Linked DNA regions of Homo sapiens: region 2 is linked to region 1. A link is a contact called in ENCODE Hi-C or POLR2A ChIA-PET data. All regions are on one chromosome and are shown on one strand. The core of a region is the stretch at or near the end of the contact, and the rest is flanking DNA. Distances in the headings are between cores, read along the strand shown.

The links. A loop is a pair of places that touch in the nucleus more often than their neighbours do. ChIA-PET counts read pairs that join two places held with the same protein, here RNA polymerase II (POLR2A). Pooled maps may share reads with other maps.
Region 2: a map of natural killer cell shows a loop between it and region 1 (2.4-fold over the local background). The contact joins two enhancer-like sites. A Hi-C loop is called at or near these places in 1 of 168 maps with a recorded cell type or tissue (natural killer cell), 3 of 37 single-sample maps with no recorded cell type and 4 of 50 pooled maps. POLR2A ChIA-PET finds 5 or more read pairs at or near these places in 3 of 52 experiments (HEK293, HEK293T and activated T-cell).

What each region holds. Positions count from the first base shown.
Region 1 is chr14:100,389,268-100,392,223 of GRCh38, reverse strand. All of the region lies in intron 2 of WDR25 (WD repeat domain 25), which reads right to left. Among named protein-coding and RNA genes, the nearest start is that of WDR25, 14 kb to the right of the region's middle. Within about 2 kb of position 1,671, at least 13 of the 41 ENCODE cell types and tissues checked have a DNase peak (open chromatin) inside an H3K27ac peak, as active enhancers do.
Region 2 is chr14:100,474,787-100,477,822 of GRCh38, reverse strand. All of the region lies in intron 3 of WDR25 (WD repeat domain 25), which reads right to left. Among named protein-coding and RNA genes, the nearest start is that of WDR25, 100 kb to the right of the region's middle. Within about 2 kb of position 1,267, at least 9 of the 41 ENCODE cell types and tissues checked have a DNase peak (open chromatin) inside an H3K27ac peak, as active enhancers do.

The sequences.
Region 1 (2,956 bases), core at 422-2,921:
AAAATGACTGAGGACCCCAAAGAGCTGTTGTTTTTTCGGATTATAGCTATGGGTACTTCGCGTATTAGAAGTGAAAACTGAGGACATTTTAAAATATTTATTAATTTATGTAAAAGTAACAGTAACAAACCCCCCACATGTTAACAGAAATAGCACATTCTTATAAAAATAACTCTATTTTCCAAGACCAAGAAAAATTAGTAAGAAGGCATTGTTTACATTTTTGCAGATCTCATTAATGTCTGGCTTAATACAAGACAGCTGGGTTCTCAAAGCTGCGTCTGTATTTAATCCACTGCAAAAGCACACGCCTCATAGCCTCTGGAAAACTCCATGTACACTCAGGAGAGAAGGAGAATGGAAAAGGCAAATAACTCCTAGGTATTATTATGAAAATAGTTTTGACCCCCTGAAAGGGTCTTGAGGCCCCCCAGGGATTTGGAGACCACACTAAAAACCAAAGCAATAAATTACAGCATTAAAAACTGCTACTGCAGTATGTGGAGGGAAAGAAGGGTTTAAATTAGATGTATAGTTGGAGCTCAACTATGTTGAATCTTTTTTTTTTTTTAAGGCTGGATGAAAATATACCAAAAAGTCTGCAGTCATTGCCTCTGGGTGGAGAGAAAATGGGCAATTTGTTTCTTCTTTATACCTTTCTGTTCTTTCCAGATTGCATTTCTTTTATGGTCAAAAACAACATTTCTTTTTTGAGGAAAGGTTGAGGAAGCTGTGGCGTACCCATGCCCTGCGGAATAAGCCGGATGGGAAGAAGGTCATTTTAAATCATGAATAGCCAGCGTCAGTGTGGGGGAGCATCACGAAGCTGGCTGCCGGGGACCGCGGCGCTGCTCCTTAATATGCCCATCGATCCCTGGCACCACGCACACATTCATCATGGTGGCGCAGGGCCTGCCTCGGACCCACTGACGAGAATTGAAACTGGCTCAAGCTAATCACTACTAGATGAAGGTCAAATATAGGTGACGATTTATCAGATCTCAGGGTGGGGGAGGACATGCCATGCTCTAGAGCCATGGACAATTACAAAGGGAAAGGGCCAGAGACTTGACAGCGAAAAATGTCAGGTTTTCTCTGTTAAAAAAAAATACATGAAATACCAAAACTCAACATCACACAACACCCTGGGGGGGAAGAGGGTAAAATATGATGAAAGGTCAATATTGTAAGTACGTAAATTGCCCAGATAAGAGAAACGCTAAGACTACAGGAGATGAATGGACAAGAATCAGGATAACAAATGCTTGTTTAGAATGAACGAAGTGCCGGCCCGTTCTAAAAGAGCTGTACGTAAATGAACTCACTTGGTTCTCAAACAAGACACCATTAAATTAGCAGACATTTTCAAAAGGTAATAATTCTGCCGCTGTGGAGGGTGAGAAGACGCAGCCACTTTTACGCATAAATGATGGTGTGTGTCAGACACTGAGCGCTACACAGCCCCCAAAAAGAGCGGCACAGATCTGCACACTGGTGGGAAAAGATGTGCCGGACAGTGAGAAAACCAAGCTGGAGGACAGGATGGAGAGTGCAGTCTGCACACTAAACACAGAGACCTTGACCCTCTTCCCCAGCTCAGATGCCGGAAGGCTGGCAGCAGGCCAAGAGCCCACCCAGAGAAGACACCTCCCTGAGAAGCTGACCAGGCTCAAGGAAATACATAAAAATAATCACAAGTGGGTTCCTATGATGAGCGCCAGCCTGCTGCCTCATAACCCTACATCCGGCCCGCTGCAAACAAAGTCCCTTTGCCCCCACACAAGGGCGTGTGCATGCACACACACACACACACACACACACACACACACACAGCTTTTGGTCAGGTCAGCTTTTTAGGTCCTCCCTCCCTAATTGGAATGAGCAGCAGGAAATCTCTAACATGGAACACAGACACCAAAACAAAAAAAGACCAAAGGAGATAAGAAAGAGACAAACATTTCAGAAAACAGGAAAACTTTCAAAGAACTCAAAGAGCTAAGAAAAGACCTTGTAAATATACAATAAAAAACAATATGCTATATTAAAAAAAGGAACATTCAGAAAATAAGAAACAGCTCTTGGAATGTAAAAACATGACAGAACACTTCCCTGAATATATATTATTCTTCAATTTGAAAGTTTATGACAGCAGAAATACAAATTCAAAAAAAGCATTGAAAGATAGATAAAGTGGAAGAAATTCCCCAGAAAAATAAAACAGAAAGGCCAAGAAATAAAGAGGAGAAACCGAGACGCTCAATCCAGGGACATCCAGGATGCCCAAGCAATCAGAGTTGCAAAGTCAACGACCTTCAGCAGCAGCAGCCCCAGAGGGTGCCGCTCATCTCTGTATGGCCCTCGTTCTATGGGGGGGCCGAGCTCCCCAGTGCCCCAATCCTGGCGAGGAAAGGCAGGCCTGGAACAGCCCCACAAGCCCTGGCAAAGCAGAGTTCTAGGGCCGCTTTGGTTGTAGGTTTCTAAAGCCCTTCTGGTCCTCCCTGCATTTCAGCCAGTATCACAGTATTCCACGTAGAAGATCAAGGTACGCTGTCCTCTGCCAAGTTCAGGAAACTTCAGGAAGCCTGCCAGAGGGGAGGCCAGGTGAAGGCAGGCTTCCAGCTATCCTGGGCTGACACAGTTGGTCTCACTCACATGTACCTTCTGACTGCCCCTCAGGGCTTCTGTCCCCCGGCTTGCTCCACTCCCCCCAGTATATGAGGGGTCCGCATGAGAGCTGTGTTCATCTGGGAGAATAGACAAAAGAAAACACCTGACAAGAAACAGCAGAAGCTAGAAGGAAACCTTAAAAGGTTGGAATGACTTACCTAACCCTTCTCTTAAGAGGAAATAATACTAACAATCTGGGGGAGAAATGACCACCCTATGATTTTAAATGCAGGCTACAAAAACAAAGTACCTACCATATGATTAAAACTAGTTGATATATGTAGGGAAA
Region 2 (3,036 bases), core at 18-2,517, 86 kb before region 1:
ACGGCGCCCGGCTGGGATACAGGTTTTTAAATAGCAATAACCTCCACAGATTAATGCTTTTTCAGCTTTTCTCATGAGGCTTTGAAAATACAACGCCCTGGGCTGCCCTTTACATTTGTTAAAGAGATATGGGTAAAGTCTGGAAAATATTCATCAGTGAAATATCTTGAACATGAACACTAGCTGTGCCAGAGGAGAAGGTCTTAACTTGTCAGACGGGCTCTTCCTCTCTACCTTTTCATAAATCAAGGAGCTTGTTCTCCTGGGCAATGTTACTTTCAGCGCAATGGTTAGCTGTTATATAACCTTTAACCTTAAGACCATCTTGCTTGTTTACCTGTTTGTTATAGAAAATTCTGTTTATTCACTGTATGCTTATTATAGGAAACTGAGTTTTAAAATATTTAATCCACTAGCACTGACTTTATTGATCTCATTATAATGAGCTAAACCAGTGTAAAAACTGTTTGGATCTTCTTGGAGCTAGGAAAAATCACTTATTTTCTCCTTGAATCAATAATGATACAAATAAAAAAATTGTTAAAGCAAAAACAAGTTTAAAACACAATGCAGAAATTCCATTTGTTCTACTGACTCTATGACCAGTGCTTCCACCCCCGTATGACTGTGATAAGGCATCTGGGAACTCTGGAATAGTGGCTCCTCCAAGCTGCCCCTCTTCCTTTCTCAGGTGGAGATATCCAGCTTCCCAAAGTGACCAACCATGTGGCCGGGGCAGCACCACCTGTCCATCTTGCTAACTAAGAAGTTCTTAGTTAACATAGAAGTTGCAAACGTCTATACTAGGAATCCTATCATCATGCAGGGCTCCAGGCCTGTGAGGGCCTTCCTCTTCCATTCAGCATGACTGACTCCCAGCCTAGTTCCTGGCACATAATAGGTATTTCGTCCAGGCCACATGAAACCCAAGTATGGGTCTCCAGGAGAGAAAAGAGAAGCTCATGCCCCCCTCTCCAGGGAGCTCAGAGGCAGCCCTGGCAAAGCAGTTCACAGTCAAGGAAGGGGAACAACATTTATCAGGAGCCTGTTACCTCCAGGCCTGTCTGGAGCTTGCACGCATCACACGGCACCCTGGGTGGTAGGTGTAATTAACCCATCTCTCACAGCCAGGGAAATGGAAGCTCAGCGAGGTGAGAGACTCGCTCAGAGCCACATGAGTCAGCCACACTGAGACGGAGACTGGCCCTGTCTAATCTCAAGGCCAGCTCTCGGCACCCTACCTTGCATCGCCGCCAGTTATTCGTGACCTTTGCTTCTCCTAGTGCTTTGTTCACATCCACAGACTCATGAACATGTAGGAAAAATGTTGACAAGGGAAAGCTTATGCTGTTGGCTTGTGGTAATTGAGCTTGTGTTTCCAGGCAGTAGGCATATGACTCACTTCGCTAAAATCAATATCGTTACACTCATCCTCTGGGAAGTATTCAGCCAGCTATAAATTTAGCCATCCTGACTCAAAGTTAACGAGAAAAGAAACTTACTAACTTTCAAATCAAACTTTATGCATCAGAAACAGGGGCCATCTTAGCAATCCGGGCAAAGGCCTGGGAAGGGTCTGGCCTGAGAGCCAGCTGGGCCTGCATCTGAACATTCCCCATCAGCTGTGGCCCTGCATCGGCCAGCAATCCTCTCCAGCCCTGGTATCCTCATCTGTAGACTCAGGACCACAAAAGGTGGTTGTGAGAATTAGCAATAATGTATGTAGGAGAGCTAAGCCCCAGACAACTGATAGGGCCCAATAAACAGTAGCTGTAGCATTGTAATAATAGTAGTAACAGAAGAAATAGTAGTAGTTGCAGTCATTTTTTAAAATTTGTCTTCTAATAACATACTTACACCAGCTCTTTCCTTCCCATTCTTTTTTGTTTCATTTTAAATTAATTTTAATTGATAAATAATTTTATATATATATATATTTGGGGGTACAATGTGATGTTTTGATCTGTATATACATTGTAGAAAGATTTAATCAAGATAATTAACATATCTATCACCTCACTAATTTATTTTTTGTGGACAGAATGTTAAAAGTGCATTCTTTTAGCAGTTATGAAATACACATTATTAACTGTGGTCATCATGCAGTGCAATAGATCACCAAAACTTATTCCTTCATTCTAACTGAAACTTTATACCCTTTCATCAACATCTCCACTTTCCATATCCACCCCTACCCCCAAACCCCTGGTAACACCTTTCTACTCAACGCTTCTACGAGATCAACTTTTTTAGCTTCCACATATAAGTGAGATCATGCAGTATTTGTCTTTCTGTGCCTTCGCTTATCCCACTTATTGTAATGTCCTCCAGGTTCACCCATGTTGTCAAAAATGACAGAATATTCTTCTTTTTTAAGGCTGTAGAGTATTCCATTGTGAATATTCACCGCATTTTCTTTATCCACTCATCTGCTGATGGACACCGAGGTGGCTTCCATATCTTGGCTACTGTGAACAGTGCTGCAATGAATACGGGGGTGCAGAGATCCCTTCCACACACCGATTTCAATTCCTTTGGAGATACACCCAGAAGTGGGATTGCAGGATCATACGGTAATTCTATTTTTAGTCTTTTGAAGAACCTCCACACTATTTTCCAAAATAGCTGTACTCATTTACATTGTACAAGGATTCCCTTTTCTCCACATCCTCACCAATACTTGCTATCATTTGTCTTTTTGAAAATAGGCATTCCAACAGGTTTGAGGTGATATCTCATTGTGGTTTTAATTTGCATTTCCCCATGATTACAGATGTTGAGCATTTTTTCTAATATCTGTTGGCCATTCATATCTCTTCTTTTGAGAAAAGTCTGTTCAGATCCTTTGCTCATTTTAAAAATCAGGTTATTTGGCTTCTTGCTGTTGAGTTAAGTTCCTCATGCATTTTCCATATTAGCCCCTCACAAGATGTATGATTTGCAAACTTTCTCTTCCAATCCACGGGCTGTCTCTTCACTCTGTTAACTGTTTCCTTTGCTGTGCAGAAGCTTTTTAGTTTGATGCAATTCTTTTGC